2 separate regions of the Homo sapiens genome follow, and region 1 is linked to region 2. The links are chromatin loops, found by intact Hi-C in ENCODE. Cell type or tissue: heart left ventricle. All regions are shown on one strand.

The links. Peaks named below come from ENCODE experiments on the same cell type or tissue, not always from the same donor. Only the 100,000 strongest peaks of a DNase experiment are listed, where the experiment ranks them.
Region 1: it touches region 2 in a loop (4-fold over the local background); 51 of 110 quality-filtered maps call a loop at or near these places.

Annotation. Positions count from the first base shown.
Region 1 is chr4:153,747,304-153,755,303 of GRCh38, forward strand. RNF175 (ring finger protein 175) reads right to left here. Exons shown (of 9, transcript NM_173662.4): 2 at 4,135-4,172; 3 at 1,342-1,483. Among named protein-coding and RNA genes, the nearest start is that of RNF175, 8.7 kb to the right of the region's middle. RefSeq lists a silencer at 2,874-3,168. In heart left ventricle, a CTCF peak has its summit at 3,116 (motif pointing left); no DNase peak of the experiment used is centred here.
Region 2 is chr4:153,340,384-153,348,383 of GRCh38, forward strand. MND1 (meiotic nuclear divisions 1) reads left to right here and starts at 4,305. Exons shown (of 8, transcript NM_032117.4): 1 at 4,305-4,357. The coding sequence starts at 4,355. RefSeq lists silencers at 4,074-4,383, 4,514-4,673 and enhancers at 5,154-5,213, 5,294-5,413. In heart left ventricle, CTCF peaks have their summits at 4,160 (motif pointing right) and 6,399 (motif pointing right); DNase peaks (open chromatin) are centred at 4,248 and 4,698; H3K4me3 peaks cover 2,112 bases.

The DNA of each region.
Region 1 (8,000 bases), 410 kb after region 2:
CATCTTTAAATCATTTATCTCTTCTTTCATTTTACTATATGCAGTTAAAAGAAGCCATGCAGGTCCTTCAATATATTGCTTAGAAATTTCTTTCACCAGATATCCTGGTTCATTGCTCTTAACTCTGCCTTCCATAAAGCCCTCCAGCATGGACACAGTTAAGCCAAGTTCTTTGTGACTTTATAATGAGGATGGCCGTTACTCCAGCTTCCGATACCTTGTTCCTCATTTTCTGTCTAAGACCTCAGGATAATGGCTTCTATTGTTCATATTTCTACCAACATTCTGACCATGACCACTTAAGTGATCGCTAAAAAGTTTCAGCCTTTCTCTATAGTTCTTTTCTTCTTCTGAGCCCTCACCAGACTTGCCTTTAATACTCCATTACAGCAAGACCAGCTATTTCTAGCCTGTTCCTTCAAACTCTTCCAGCCTCTGCCCAATTACACAGTTCCAAAGCTGCTTCCCCATTTTCAGGCATTTGTTATAGTAACAGACCCACTTCTTCGTATCAATTTTCTTTCTTAGTCTGTTTTCTGCTGTTATAACAGAATACCACAGACTGGGTAATAAATAATAAACAGCAATGTATTGCCTCATGGTCTGGAGGCTAGAAAGTACAAGACAGAGGGATTTGCATCTTGCAAGGGCCTTCTTGCTGTGTCATCTCATGGCAGAAGGTGAGAGGGCAAGAGAGAATGAGAGAGAAAATGGGTCCACATTCATGTTTTTATAATAAACCCACTCCCACAATAATTAATGGCATTAATCCATTCACAAGGGCAGAGCCCTTATGGCCAAATCGCCTCTTATTAGGCCCCACCTCCCAGCACTGTTGCATTGGGGATTAAATCTCCAACACAAGAACTTTGGGGGATACATTCAAACCATAGCAGACACCCTAAACCATTTCTTTTGGCTATTCTAATCCTCCTTTTCCTGGACTGTTGGCAGAAGTTGTTCATGCATGAAGGGAAAACTGGTTTACTTAAACCAGGGTTTTTCAGTCTTGGCACCATTGACATTTTAGGCCAGATAATTTTTGTTGTGGGGAGCTGTTCTGCATTGGAGGATGTTTACCAGCATCCCTGGCCTCTATCCACCAGGTGCCAGTTGCAACTCCCCTCCCCCTTTTCACCCCCCACAAGTCTTGACAGTCAAAAATGTTTCCAGACATTGCCAAATGTCTCCTGGGAGTGAAATTGCACTTGGTTGAGAACCACTGACTTAAACCAAGGCAGTTCCTTCAAAGTGCTAACCAAGGGAGAACATGTCCTGGAAAAAAACAGTCAAGCTGATACAAGCTGGAGCAGGCTCCCAGCAGCCACGGGGATGACTCACATTGTAGGATCGGCCATGCCTCTGTCTCCACTGAACCAGCACTATCTGGGCAATGACCAGAACGCAGAGGAAGATCAAGATCATTTCCACGTGCATGGAATCGTGGCCCCGGTGCATCTTGTACATCCTCTCCTGCTGCAGGCTGGAACCAGCAAAATGAGGTCATCTGAAAAAGCCCTCAACCTTGCGCATTTAGCAAAAAAAACAAAAAACAAAAAACAAAAAAACAAAAAACAGGTTTGGCTTACAAAAAGCAACAGGGGATTTCAAATATAAGGGTTGGTAAGCTTTGATTGTAAAGTTTTTCTAAGTTTTTCTTGGTTTCTTCCCTTTCCCTAGATCTGGAGAAGGAGCAGCTGGGAGGAGGAGCCTGACTTTCTTAGCAAAACCAGTTCCTTTGCTTTCCCATGTGGTTGGCCTCAGCCTTGTCTTTTAAGTTAAGTGATGGGGCTAAAAAAAGTAATGAGCCCCAGGAAGACCTGGGGTCCAGTCCCTGATCTGCCACTTCATTGCCTCACAACCTTGGGGAAGTCATTTATCCTCTCTGAGCCTCAGTTTCCTCATTTGCAAATTTCAAATAACCATCCTTCTGTAACTGACAAGGTTGTTGTAAGACTATAAAGCACATGTTATTTTATTTGTGTCTATATAAGGAATAATTATTATTGAGCTGCATCATATGAAACTTCAATTTTTGAAAGTCAAAAACAGTCAAACGTTGGTAATTTTAAATCATTTGCTACTATTTCAAGTAAAAGGAAACCCTGCAGATGGTGCTTATGCCAGAGGAGAGAATATTATCCAGGGGGCAATGGAAAGCTTCTGAATGAGTTGTATAAATTGTTACAGGACTATAATAGAGAGAAAGAATAGGCTTAAGTATTATCTTAGACATGCACAGACATTCCCATGATGGCTGAATGTTCCCATTTTAGCTGGATGCTTAGTTTTGCACAATTGTAGAGAAAATCAACAAAATAGTTTGTCATCTCTTTTAACGTTCTGGGGTAGCCTCGATGAAAACCTAGAGCAGTCGTTCTTGACCTTGTCTGTAAGTTAGGAAACACTGGGAAGCTTTAAAAAAATCTTAACCCCCCATATCCAGATCAATTAGATGACCATTTCTGGGTGTTGGGGGCTGAATTTCACCCTCTCAAAATTCATACACTGATGTCCTAATCCCCTGTACTTCAACATGCCAACCAAAACCTGCCAGCACCTTAATCTTGGACTTTCAGCCTCCAGAACTGTGAGAAAATAAATTTCTGATTTTTAAGCCACCTATTCTGTGGTATTTTGTTATGGTATTCCTAGCAAATTAATACAGATTTGCAGAATGGGATGTGACATCAGGAATTTTTCAGGCATCCCATGTGATTTTAAGGGGCAGCCAAGATTGAGAACCACAAGCCTAGCAGAAGAGAAAGAGGCCCAGGGTCAAGATGAGTGAACATGGGGAAAAATCATGAATGCTGTCAGTTACTTTCTAAATACTGGTTATCATTATCTTTCATCCCTAGTGTGGCACCATCAGTCACAAAATCTCTTAAGTTTCCACTTACGTCTAGTTACAATATGCAGTTAGCTAATGTACCACCCAGAAAACACCACAGGGTAACAGTCTGTGCCGTGAGATAGTGACCTTTTAAAGGCACTTGATGGGTATGTGGGTTGGGTTCTCTCCCTCTGCCAGCATTTCTACAGCTACTCCAAAGAGCAGTGAATGCCTCAGAAAAGGGTCTCATCCAAATCCCAAGGGTGCCCCCTGCTGGAAAAGGTGTAGAAATCAGCCCACAGAGCCCAGTAAATACTGCTCAAGTTCAGTTTCTTTGAGAGGGATTCTCAGAATGTCAGTGCTGGAAGTTACCATAGATGGAATGAATCTCCCTCATTTATCAAATGACGAAGATGAAATCCATATCAGGTAAGCAACTTGAATAAAATTACGTGGCTCTTAGTCTCTCTATTGGAAGCTGAGCTCAGGAGACAGGAATGATTTCTAGAAGCTCATTTAAACAAACAAGCAAAAAAACAAACTTGTTCCCCTGAAGATATGGGAAGAAAAATGAAAAGAATACAAGTGCTTAGTTGTGGTTTATACAGCTCCAAATCTAAAATAGCTGTTTAATATTCTATATAATTAACAGACTTTGAACTTACGGCATATAGATAAAAGAGTGACTTCATCATCAGTCTAAAATAGGATTTGCATAGATATAAAATAAAATATGCTTTATGAGATTAATCTATTAATCTGTTATATGAGATTAATCTATAATAAAAATGCATCTCAAATTGGTTAGCCTATGTTGAAGTACTTTGAAAAGTATATATTGGTGTACAAATGTAGTAAGTATTTTCCTTTTTGAGTAGGAATATATCCAAAATTGACTCCTGTAATACAAAAAAGGAGGAGCTTTTCATTCTTATTTCACTTCATGTGGTGCTCACAGGGCCCAATGGCCCTACAGTATGCACCAGAACACAGGGGCAATGGTATAGGAACAAAACCAGTGTATCTTGTGCCTAAAATAAATAGTAACTTGACACAGCCATATTTTGAAGGATATATTAATCCACCTTTGTGGGACTGCATGATCTTTTTCTACAGATCATGCTGTAGAAAACAGATGAAATCCATGCATTTTGGTCTGTAGTATTTGTGTATCCTACCCCATCTTCTCTATCCTGGAAAATTTACAAATAAAATGATGACTTCATTCATTTTCTCAACTGTTAAGATAAAAATCTAATTTTTAGCAAAACAACTCTTAAAAAATACTAATTACTTACTTCCATGTGTCTTCTGCAGAAAGCTTTGTATGAGAGAGCTGAAAAACATAAAAAGGGCCCTTATCAAAAAATGTCCTTATTTTCTTGGTTTTTCTGTGAAAGCAATATATGGGAAACCCAGACCATGAAAAATAACAATGTCACATAGTATTTGAATAATTTGGGATAAAAGTCCTAGTAAAATAATTTGCTTACAGAACTAAAACAACACAAACAAAAAAAGAGTAATCAGGTCACTATTAATAAATATTTGATCCTGTTCCTGGATCAGAGAATCAGATGAGGCTCCATTTCTGTGGTTTTGTTTTGGCAAATCAGTCAAAGTTACAGAGAGTGGTCTCCCAATAGGCCATGCTACTCTGGCTTCTAGGATATGAAGTGTGAGTCTGAGCATCCCTAAAAACCATCTGTTTTGCTGGTATCTTAAATGATTGCAGTGAGTAAATATCTCCAATGTCAGTGAGTAAATATCATTTCCAAGTTCAAAGTTTCAGAGACAGAGCTGAGCAGAGGCTCCGTTGATTTGGAGCATTCTTGTACTCTCTTGTTAAGAAGGCATCATTACTGACCCCAGGGAAGGGAGTAATCTGGGCTTGTGCCCTTACAAATTGAGCTGGAAAGCACAGACATCGTCTCCAGAACCATGCTTTTTGGATGACCTGCAGAGTCCACCCATGGACTACCTTTTCTAGATTATTGCTAACCCACTACATTTGGTCATTTGAAACCTTTAAGGCCAATCATTGGAAAGACGTAATCGTGTAACTTTGGTGGAGAGCACAGAAGAGCATAGACAACCAATGTTTTTGCCCCCAAAGCAGAAGTTAGCAGAAAGGGACCTGTGGAACAAAGGAGGAGACTCATGCACCTTGACTACCTGAGGCTTGCTTCACTCCTGGAACTCAACACTTGAGCCCAGATGTTGTGACCTCCATTTGAATATTAGGGACCCACCTGGTGGGATCACCTGGGGGCAGGGAGCCATGGAGAAGTTGCCAGTATTACCCCCTGTGCCACCCACTTCTTTCCTGGCATCACCCAGAAAGGTCCTGGCATTGTGCAAATATTGCCTAAACTTATACTTTTCTATTTCATCCAAAGCCTTGTTCTCTCTTAAATGTGAGAAAGAAAACCTTAAAAGTACTAGAAGAAAACATGGGTAAACATGTTTATAATTCTGCAGTGGAAAAGGCATTTTTAAGTATAATGTAGAGCCCAGAAATTATAAAGTTAAAAAATGACAGATTTTGAGGACATTTAAAATAAAATACATTATAGTCCTCAATATTTGAAAGACAAATTGAACTGGGGAAAGCATAACATATGTGAGGGGCAAAAAACTAATAAGCATATGTAAAAAGGGTTTTTATAATTTAATCAAAAAGAGACAGTCCAAAAGGGCAAAGTACATGAATGAGAAATTCACGAATTGAGATATACAAATGACAAATAAATTTATGGAAAGGTGTTCAAACTCACTAGTAATAACTGTGTTTAAAAAAAAAGTAAAAATGAGGACTTCTATTGAAACACGGTAAATAAAAAAAGTGCACTTACCTCCTCTCCCTCCCCAAACACCACTAGAACAATAGCAAAAGGACATAAACCTCCAAGTCCAAGGAGAATGAGAGAGGAGTCCAGAGCAGCCAATTCTGAAACTGACCAGCAGATGGGCCAGCGGAAAGGGACACTGGGACACCACAGGGCAAAAGACACCGAAGCCCACCAGCATGCGGGCAGTGCAGAGCAGAATGTGTGTGCTAAGACCCTCAGGAGGGCTGTGGATTGCGGGCTCCTAGGGCGTCTAGAAGTGGGGGATGCAACCGGGGTTAGTAACAGAAGGTTCACTGAAAGTCAGTTTAAGGTTTGGTGGCCCCCACACTAGCAGAATACTAGTGGCTAAACCGGAGGCACAGGCCAAGAGGCACCAGGCATGTGGAGGGAGAGTAGAGGACACTGGCAGCCCTCATCTGAGTCTAGAGAGCCCTAGCACCATCCTCCCTGGCAGCATCACCTCTAGATCCGGCTGCAGGGGCCCTGCCTTGCTTTAGAGGACCCTGGACATCTCAAACCCTGAAACACAAAATAACTGTGTTTTTATCTTTTCTCTCTCTCTCTCTCTCTTTTTTTTTTTCCCGAGGTGGAGTCTTGCTTTTGTCGCCCAGGCTAGAGTGCAATGGTGCGATCTCAGCTCACTGCAACCTCTGCCTCCCGGGTTCAAGCGATTCTCCTGCCTTAGCCTCTTGAGTAGCTGGGACTACAGGCACTCGCCACCATGCCCAGCTAAATTTTTCTATTTTTAGTAGAGACGGGGTTTCGCCATGTTGGCCAGGCTGGTCTCCAACTCCTGACCTCAGGTGATCCGCCCACCTCGACCTCTCAAAGTGCTGGGATTACAGGCGTGAGCCACTGTGCCTGGTGTCTTTTCTGTCTCTTAAGAAAATATTTTGAGGCTGGGCGTGGTGGCTCACACCTGTAATCCCAGCACTTTGGGAGGCCGAGGCGGGCGTATCACGAGGTCAGGAGATAGAGACCATCCTGGCTAACATGGTGAAATCCCGTCTCTACTAAAAATACAAAAAATTAGCCTGGCGTGGTTGTAGGCGCCTGTAGTCCCAGCTACTCAGGAGGATGCGGTAGGAGAATGGTGTGAACCCGGGAGGTGGAACTTGCAGTGAGCTGAGATCGCGCCACTGCACTCCAGCCTGGGTGACAGAGCAAGACTCCGTCTCAAAAAAAAAAAAAAAATTATGAAAGTCTGGTAACTGATTGAGTGAGTAGACCTTGATTGGAGAGAGATGATGTAGGGCTGACACCCCAGGGGACTGGCAGGTTGGGGAGAAGAAAAAGAATAGCCTGTGCTCTGGGAAACTGGAGATAAAGTTTTGAAATTTGGCCATCCCAAACCATCTAAGTGGGATCTTGGCTGACCAGGCTCCTCAATTAACTGCAGTGAGGTAGTCTGGGAGCAGCTTGGAACTGCTTGGAAATCCCGAGTCTGAAAAGTGAGATGTGTGGTGGGAGATCCTATCTACCACAGCTTCCTTGGGAGTCAGTGGGGTCAGTCCACATCCCTGGTTTAGGCACCGTAGTGAGTTGAATTGTGTCCTCCCAAAAGATATGTTTGAGTCCTAACCCCCAGTACCTGTGAATGTGATCTTATCTGGCAATAGGGTATTTGCAGATGTAATTGAGGACCTCAGAATAAGACCATCTGGATTTGGGGCAGGTCCTAAATCCAATGCCTAGTGTCCTTGCAAGAGAAAGGAGCGGAAGATTTGACATCCAGAGACACAGACACAGAATAGCAAGGCAGAGTAGATGGCCGTGTGAAGACAGAAGCAGGAACCAGAGGGATGCAGCCACAAGCCAGGAACACCTGGAGTCACCAGAGACTGGAAGGGGCAAGTAAGAAGTCTCCCCTAGAGTCTTTGGAGGGAGCATGACCCTGTTGACACCTAGATTTTGAACTCCTGGCCTCCAGAACTGTGAGATAATACATTTTTTTGTTGTTATGGAGGACCTAGGAAACTAGTACAGGTACATTGAAACTTCCATCTTCCCTGTCCCAGCAGATCCTTGCTACCACTCAAGCCTGCAGCCAGCACTGCAGGTAGGGAGAATGTGGCTACACGGGCCACAAGTGGACCTGCAGGCAGGGCTGTAAGAGCAGATCAGTTGATGATACTTAGACACGTGGCACGAGGGCCTCCATTTGTGCTCTTGGCCTAGGCATGTTAGACATGGGCTTGCCCACTTGGCTGGCAGCCAGACATGCCCCTTACACAGGGAATGAATCAATTTAAGCCAAGAGAAAAGACCTATAGATGGACAGTCCTTGTTCTCCCTACAAAAAGGCCCAGCCA
Region 2 (8,000 bases):
ATTTCACATGAAGCCAGATGCATCCCTTTCCAGAGGAGAGAACGAGTTCAGTTTTGCCTAAGGAGACTGGAAGGGCAAGTGGACATTTGATGTTCTACTCACTCTTCTGTCTGTTTTTCACTGTTAAAGTCACTGACCAAACAAACGTCTAAGCACCCTTGGTCCACCAGCCTTTTGGCTAGGTGGACGGGATACCGGGATGAATACTGAAGCCTGTACCCTCACAGAGCTTACAGCCTGCTTGGAGAAACAGACCAGATACTTACAGTACCATAAACTGCTGTATTCATTAGCAAATATTTACTGAGTGTAGAATGTTCAGGTACTATGCTAGTCTCACTAGGGAATAGCAGTAAACAAAAAAAGCTCCTCTTCTCACAGACTTTCATTTTACTGGGATGAAACAAATAACTGAATACATATAGAGCTAGCTACATAATTACAGAGCCTGGTGCAAAATGAAAATGCAAGGCCCCTTGTTCAAGAAGTATGAAAAAGACATTTTCCTTTCTTCTGTGGTGTCTCCACCAGTCACAGTGTTTTTTATTTGCTACTTAATGTTATACTCTCTTGGCCATAGGGATACTTGCTGGGTGAGTGTAGACCCACAGGCACCTGGAGTCACCCTGGAACTCAGACTCCCCCCAGGCTTGTGCTAAAAGAGGGCACCAGAACATGAGTTGTTCAGGGAATAACAAATAGTCTGATATGGCAAGACCACAGAATTTCTCAAGAAGAAATTACTGATGAGGCACCGTTATAAAGAGTATGTTACTGTGCCTGTTCTTAAGGAGTTTACATTCCAGATGGAAAGATTAAAAGAATAACTATAAAACAGGGAAAATTAAAGAGCCATGGAGAAGGGTTAATAAAGTATAATGGAAGTTCCATGTTATCACATAGCTGATGGGGACAATCCTCTTTATGCCTGTGTCCTAGCATAAATAGGAATAGCATTCCCTTCTGTTCTCAGAAGTGTCTCAGTTCGGATGATAAATTATATATTCACTAGACATCAGTCTTTCTCAACCTTTTTTCTCATTACCATTCCCATAAAGAACCTTTTTAGATGTTTTTTCCCTGTTCACAATGCCATCCCCAGTCCCATGAAATTTTAATACCAGAGATATACTGTACATCTGTTTATGTACTGAGAGCCACAAACCACTGGAGCACAAACCATCTAAGATCTTTTTGTCTCCCAGGAACCCATTTTGATGTCATCCCATTGAGAATGACGCCCTACCCAAATGACATGATTGCATTGTCATTTCTAACTCAGAAGCTGTGTTGTGACTGACAGGTTGATAATGTTTACTATTTCTTCCTTAAAATTTTGTTAAATAAGCAGGCGGCCATTGGCTTGAAGCTGTCTCCACACTTTGAGTTCCTACCTAAGGAATTGTAAGGAACTGCAACCTAACGTGGTACACAAACTGAAAACCAAGCATGGTGTGTAACAAACCCCCAATTCTCAGCCAATCACAAGTAGCTGAGCTTCAGCCCACAGGCTGCCGACAGTGGCCAAATAATTCAAACAAGGAGCTGTAATCAGTCAAGCTATTTCTGTAACTCACTTCCCTTTTCTGTCTATAAAAACTTCCTGTTGGCTAGGCATGACTCACACCTGTAATCCCAATACTTTGGGAGGCTAAGGCAGGAAGATTGCTTGAATCCAGGCGTTCTAGACCAGCCTAGGCAACATAGGGAGACACCATCTCTATGGAAAATTTTTAAAAAATTAGCCAGGCATAGTTATGCACATCTGTAGTCCCAACTACTTGGGAGGGCAAGGCAGGAGAATCCCTCGAGCCCTGGAGTTCTAGATTGCAGTGAACCATGATTGTGCCACTGCACTCCAGCCTGGGTGACAGAGTGAAACCCTGTCTCAAAAAAACAAAACAACAACAACAAAAAACCTCTCTGGCCACGTTGCCGAGAGGAACTCATTTGTCTAAAGTTTTTCTTTTAAAATTTTCTCCTCTCTTGGTTTTGCATTCTCCTACTTCTTTTCCTACATTGCAGACTTTTTCCTCAGTCTCTTCCAAGTGACTTGACTTTGTTTTCCTATTTCCTTTATAAGCTCCTCCTGCCAGGCACGGTGGCTCACGCCTGTAATCCTAGCACTTTAGGAGGCCAAGGCGGATGGGTCGCCTGAGACTGGGAGATCGAGACCAGCCTGGCCAACATGGTAAAACCCCATCTCTACTAAAAATACAAAGATTAGCCGGGGGTGGTGGTGGGCGCCTATAATCCCAGCTACTCAGGAGGCTGAGGCAAGAGAATCGCTTGAACCTAGGGGTTGGAGGTTGCAGTGAGCCAAAATCATGCCACTTCACTCCAGGCTGGGCAAAAGAGCGAAACCCCAACTCTAAATAAATAAATAAGCTGCTCCTATAGGTCATGCTTTTCAGAATGTCAAGGAAGGGGCATCAGAAGGTTATCTGAAGTTTAAGGTATTTGTACTGAAAATGCAAAGGAACCAGAGGCAGTAGAATGTGTCTTCTTTCCTAGGTGGCGGTGATTCCCAGGTCTGGTTGATCAAGACTGCAATGCACAACAGGAACCTCAGAGAACTGTCACAGCAGCTCTCAGTGACACTTAGGATACAGATGCAGCTTAAGTGACCCTTTTTTATATCCATTTAGCACTCATTTTTCCCAAAAGAAGACCTGTTTGGGTCAATTTGTTACTGTCCCAGGGCAGGCTTTTGCACTGTGTCGCTTTAGAGGCAGGGGCGGAGGAAAACTTGGGACTGTAACATCAGTACTGCACAAAGCCCTCTTCCGTATACAGCATAAGCACTATTCTATAAAATCCCCAGCAAGCCTTTGTTTCCTTGCAGTCAGCTCCTTTTCTGCTGATTCTGCCCATTGCTCCCTTGCAACGTATTTTCATGCTTTCTCTAATGATTCTGCCTTTCTTTACTTACAACTGCCTTGGTAAATTTTTCTGCCACAGCGCCACTGGCCTCAGATAGTCACCACTCACCTGCAACAAGCCTGAGAGCCAATTAAGACAAGGCTTTCCCCAAGTAGCACAAATGTATATACCACTACTGTAGTTACTTAATGTACTCATTTATCATTTTAAAATTACCTTATGTACCATCAGTTACATGGTATAACTCTTACAGGAAAAACCAAATTAATGGAACTCTGCAATTCAATGTACCCCTTCCTCTGCCTCCAGCAGAAGCAACAGGGGACATAAATTCCAACTTTAGATGCTACTCTTATAGCATCTACAAGACTTACTACACTGTGTGTGTGTGTGTGTGTGTGTGTGCGTGCGTGTGTGTGTGTTACAGAGTCTCACTCTGTCGCCCAGGCTGGAGTGCAGTGGCGGGGTCTTGGCTCACTGCAACCTCTGCCTCCTGGGTCCAAGCGATTCTCCTGCCTCAGCCTCCCGAGTAGCTGGGATTGTACAGGCGTCCGCCACCACGCCTGGCTAATTTTTGTATTTTTATTAGAGATGGGATTTCACCATGTTGGCCAGGCTGGTCTCAAACTCCCTACCTCAAGTGATTTGCCCGCCTCGGCCTCCCAAATTGCTGGGATTACAGGTGTGAGCCACAGCGCCCAACCGTACTTCTTACACCTAAAAATGGTTCAAAACACCATAGAATAATTTTCAAAATAATTGAATTCTGAGTTAAAATTTTTCAGCACTTTCAGGGGCCTGAGCTTTTGCTATGAATCTGGATCTATTCTCAAGCCATGAAGTAGCGTATTTTTGACCATGTTGATTTGAAATTCATTCCGTTGTTTCCTTCTTTTTTAAAACCTAAGGGAAAAACAAACAGACATACACAGGATTTGAAAAGCTGGAAAGCAGTGGGTAGCGGCTCGGGAGAAGATGAGGGGTCAGATTAGAAGACGAGAAAGGAATCCAGTCCGCCCCAGACAGGACAAGTCCGGAAGGATGGAGGCAGCGTTTCCTTCCTCAACAGCCTAAACGCCTCTATTTTTTACATCCAAACTTAGGCCATATTTCTGCGGCGCCAAGAAAACGCAGTAAAAGCAAAGGCAAGATGTCCTTAAAAAAAAAAAAGGTCACATTCACAGAATACCGAGGAGACGGAGGCAGCTCTGCAACCCGTCCACTGAGACGCGGACACGCTCCCCACAGCCCCGGCCCCAGGCCCGCGCCCCTTCCCCCGCCGGCGGCTCGGATGGGTCGCTAGGGGTCGCTGCGCGCCGCGCGGGCGAGGACCGGCCTCTTTCCCCCACCTCCACCGTCTCGCTGCTCCGCCCCCGCGGCGTAGTCGGCGCCAAAATCAAACGCGTCCTGGCCTGTCCCGCCCCTCTCCCCAAGCGCGGGCCCGGCCAGCGGAAGCCCCTGCGCCCGCGCCATGGTAAGGACTGAGGCTACGGTCCCGCGTCTTCTTCCTCCCTAGTGTGTGGGCTTCGCCGCCCCTCGGCTGCATGTGGATCCCGGCCTGGCGTTGACCGCCATTCCGGGCCGCGGGAGCGGTCGCCCGGCTCTCGGCCTCACCGTGTAGGGGCCCAGCCCGGCCCCGCCGCAGCCACTCCGCACTCTGCGGCGTTCCCCGCCGCTCCTGTCCGGAGTCCCGAGGCGCGGGGGCATCCGCGGCCTCCCCGCCGGCTGCACCCCGCGTCTGTCCCCAGGGCCCGTTCGGGCGGGTTAGGTTAGAACGCGGGAAGCGTTCGCGAACGTGACCCGAGAACTTCACCAACCTGGATTTATCTAAAAGACCACGGGGCCCTTGAGAACCTGGGCTCCCTACGCCTCCAGCTTCGGCCCCGCGTGGTGTAGCCCCCCCCATTAAGAACGGGGAGAGAAAGCGCAAGTGGGCGGGAGGGACTGCGGGGAGCGAACGTCTTGATCCCAAAGCGCACTCCTGGTTTGTCACCATTGAGTGGTTTTCTGTATTGTAATATGTAGAGCACATTCCAGAACTGCTCAGTTTCGAGTTACCTAATGGATCTTCACTGTGTGCCAATTAGTCGATTTCTGTGAAAACGCCCCGGTTTCTGCCAAAGGGCAGGAGTCGCTGCTCTTGTGCCGGGTGCTGCTGGTTGTGTAGGGCGCTGTTGCTTTTTTAAGGACGCTCTGCACTGAATTAGGCTTCCTCGTGGGTCATGATCAGTTAAGTCCTGGTAAGATCGGCTTTGTGAGCTTAACGTCTTTCTGCTCATCAAATCATTTTCATAAACCTTCAAAGTTTCATGCCGTTTTTTCTGCTTCAGTTGGCGAAGAATCAACATCTGGTTAAATGGATCTAAGATTTTAATATCTTCATTTACTTACGTGGCCGTTAAATGTTGCCGAGCTAAGGGGGGCAGGGTGGGACACCAGGATCCAGTTGTATGGTATTTATTTGAAGATATTTGTCCAGATGTAGTTATAAATGATAACGGCTTCTTTGTGGTTAAACTAACAACCCAGCCACCTGGGCGTGAAGTGCTCTAAGGAGCCAAACAGGACTACAGTTAAAACAAATCTGTTAGCAGTGCCCTTCTGTGTTACAATTTTTCTCTGCAGAGTTGCTGGCCTCGTATAACTGACTTGGAGAACTGTGCAGCTCAAACGCGCGTTGTCCTTTTACCTAATCTATCTCTCTACACATGAATCACCTGCTAATACTAAATGTGTTAACTCTTTAGAAGCTTACCTCCGATAATAGAGAATCCTTTTAAAAAATTAAAGCTTTTGATAAGATGTGGACTTCCTATTTTTTAATATGTGATCGAGAAATAAATTTAGTGTTGGTCAAAGGTAAACTTTTGATTGATTATGAATTAATAGCTGTTTTCATTTGGTTAGGCATCCTAAGTAAATAGTTAATGAGTTCAGGCAATTTTTGAAATTGGAGAAGTGCAGTGCTGAACTCTGAGAGCAGCAGTGATGTCTACTTAATAATTCTTCATAATTTTATCGTAATTGATTAGTAGGGCTGGCTGTAGGAATTCCATAACTTCTAACTGAGAAGGTTCCTCAGATAACATGATTTTTTAAGTGGTTTAAAATACTTCCAGAAAGCTTCATAGTCCTTGAGTCAGGTTTTGAGTCTCCTGACTTACTAATTTGAATGCATCTCTAACTTATACTATCAGGTTTTTCCTAGTCTTAATTAAATATTAGATAAATCCTCATTGATTTTTTTGAGAAGTTTCTAAATATGAGTATTAATATGGCATCTTTTTACATTAGTTATTTTAATTCTGGCTATGATACTCCTACTGTGGTTAATAATAGAAATTATTTCTAGTCATGAAAGAGACTGATGAATAAATCAGCCTGAAAACAAGGTAAATGGATGATACAGCTCATCCACATTTCTTGAGTAACTTTCATAGCTGCTGAGCTGAGTGTTGAGAGCTTTCCTAAAACTGGGTACCCCAGGACGCTAGATTCTCCTCATTGCCTGCCTCTGGGGGGCAGATTCTTGTGGAGTGCAAGGAGCTGTTTCGAATATCAAAATGTTAGGAGTCTTTCCTAACACTTCAGGATCTGCTTTCTGCTAGTGCAGCGACACACTGAAATTCTAAAGGGATTCCCATTGCCCCGCAGCGCCCTTGACATGGCCTTCAGATTCTGGGCTGACAAAAGTAGGGTTCTCAACCCTGGGGCACAATTAAAAAATATGTTGGAGAGGATTTTTAAAATAAGTTGGAGGATTTAAAAAATATGTTGCCCAGGTCCCATTCCAGAGATTTTGATTCCATTCATTAGAGATGAGCCTGGGCATCGGTATTTTTTAAAAACTCCTGAGGTGATTCTAATGTATGGCAGTTTAGGACCTATTGGACTAGAAAAATATGTTGAAGGAGTCTTCTAACTGTTATGAATTTCATGCTTGATTTGTCAGATACTGCAGAGGTGAGAATGAAGGGAGGCAAATAGAGCAGTCCTGGACCCTAGCTCTCAGCCCTAGGTTTAGTGAGCAGATCTGTATGGGTTCCTGGAGTTTGCCTAACTGAGATTTCTCTGATTTGTCTCTTCAAGCCAGGCAATACATGATGTCACTGAATTCACTATGATTAATTCACCTGTTATATCTATGGGAGTATGGTAGGTGTTGGGGGGCTTAGGAGCCTGAGCAGCCTCAAATTTTAGAGTTGGGGGCTTTAGATACATGGTCCTAAAATTAAGAGCTTTATGTCTCCCTTGTCTAACTTGGCACTAAGCCCTGGAAAGGCAAAGGCAGTTCATGTTCTGAAGAAGTTTTTCAGTGTGCTGATACGGACAAGTAAACATCTTTTCAATGTAGTGAGTGATTTGATGAAGGTGTGTTCTGGGAATACATGCTTAGCCTGTGAACTCAGGGAAGTTCTGGAGGGAGAGTGCCTAAACTAAGCCTTGGGAGATGTTTTGGAGTTTTGACTAGGCAAGAAGTGAGGATGTTCTAGGTGGAGGAACATTTTTTTTAAGGATGGAAATGAGAGCATTCTTCGAGTAGATAATTACAGGCAGTTTTTGTATTACAAGTTGCTTAGGTCTCCATACTGTTAATGGCAAAGTTTGAGGTGGGGTGTGGTGGAAGAGGCTATAAAAGGTAGGTTGGGGTTAGGTGATAAAGGGCCTTGTATATCATACTGGGGTACTCAGAAACGTCTGGATGTCTGGGAGCCACTGGAGGGTTTTGAGCAAGGCAGGGAAAAAGGTCTTATTTATGTTTTCCCAGTGCGGAATGTGAACATAGAGGGTGAGTCAAAGTGTGGTTAGGGGACTGGAGGTATATTGCAGGAGATAGATGATGAAGGCCTGAATGAGGCAGTGGTAGTAGAGATAGAACAGACAGGACAGATAAGAGAAATAATTAAATGCTGAAACTGGCAGAACTTGGTGATTGGTTGGATGTGAGATAAGGAGGTGAAGGTACCTAGGATGACTGTCAGGCCTCTGGCTTGGGTCACGAGATAGTATCTGAGACTCAAGGTCTAGAACAGCAAGTTTGTGGGGAGTAGGTATGAGAGAGGAAGAGTTCAGTTTAGACTGACGGAGTTGAAGTTTGTCCAGCAGGCGGGTAGATG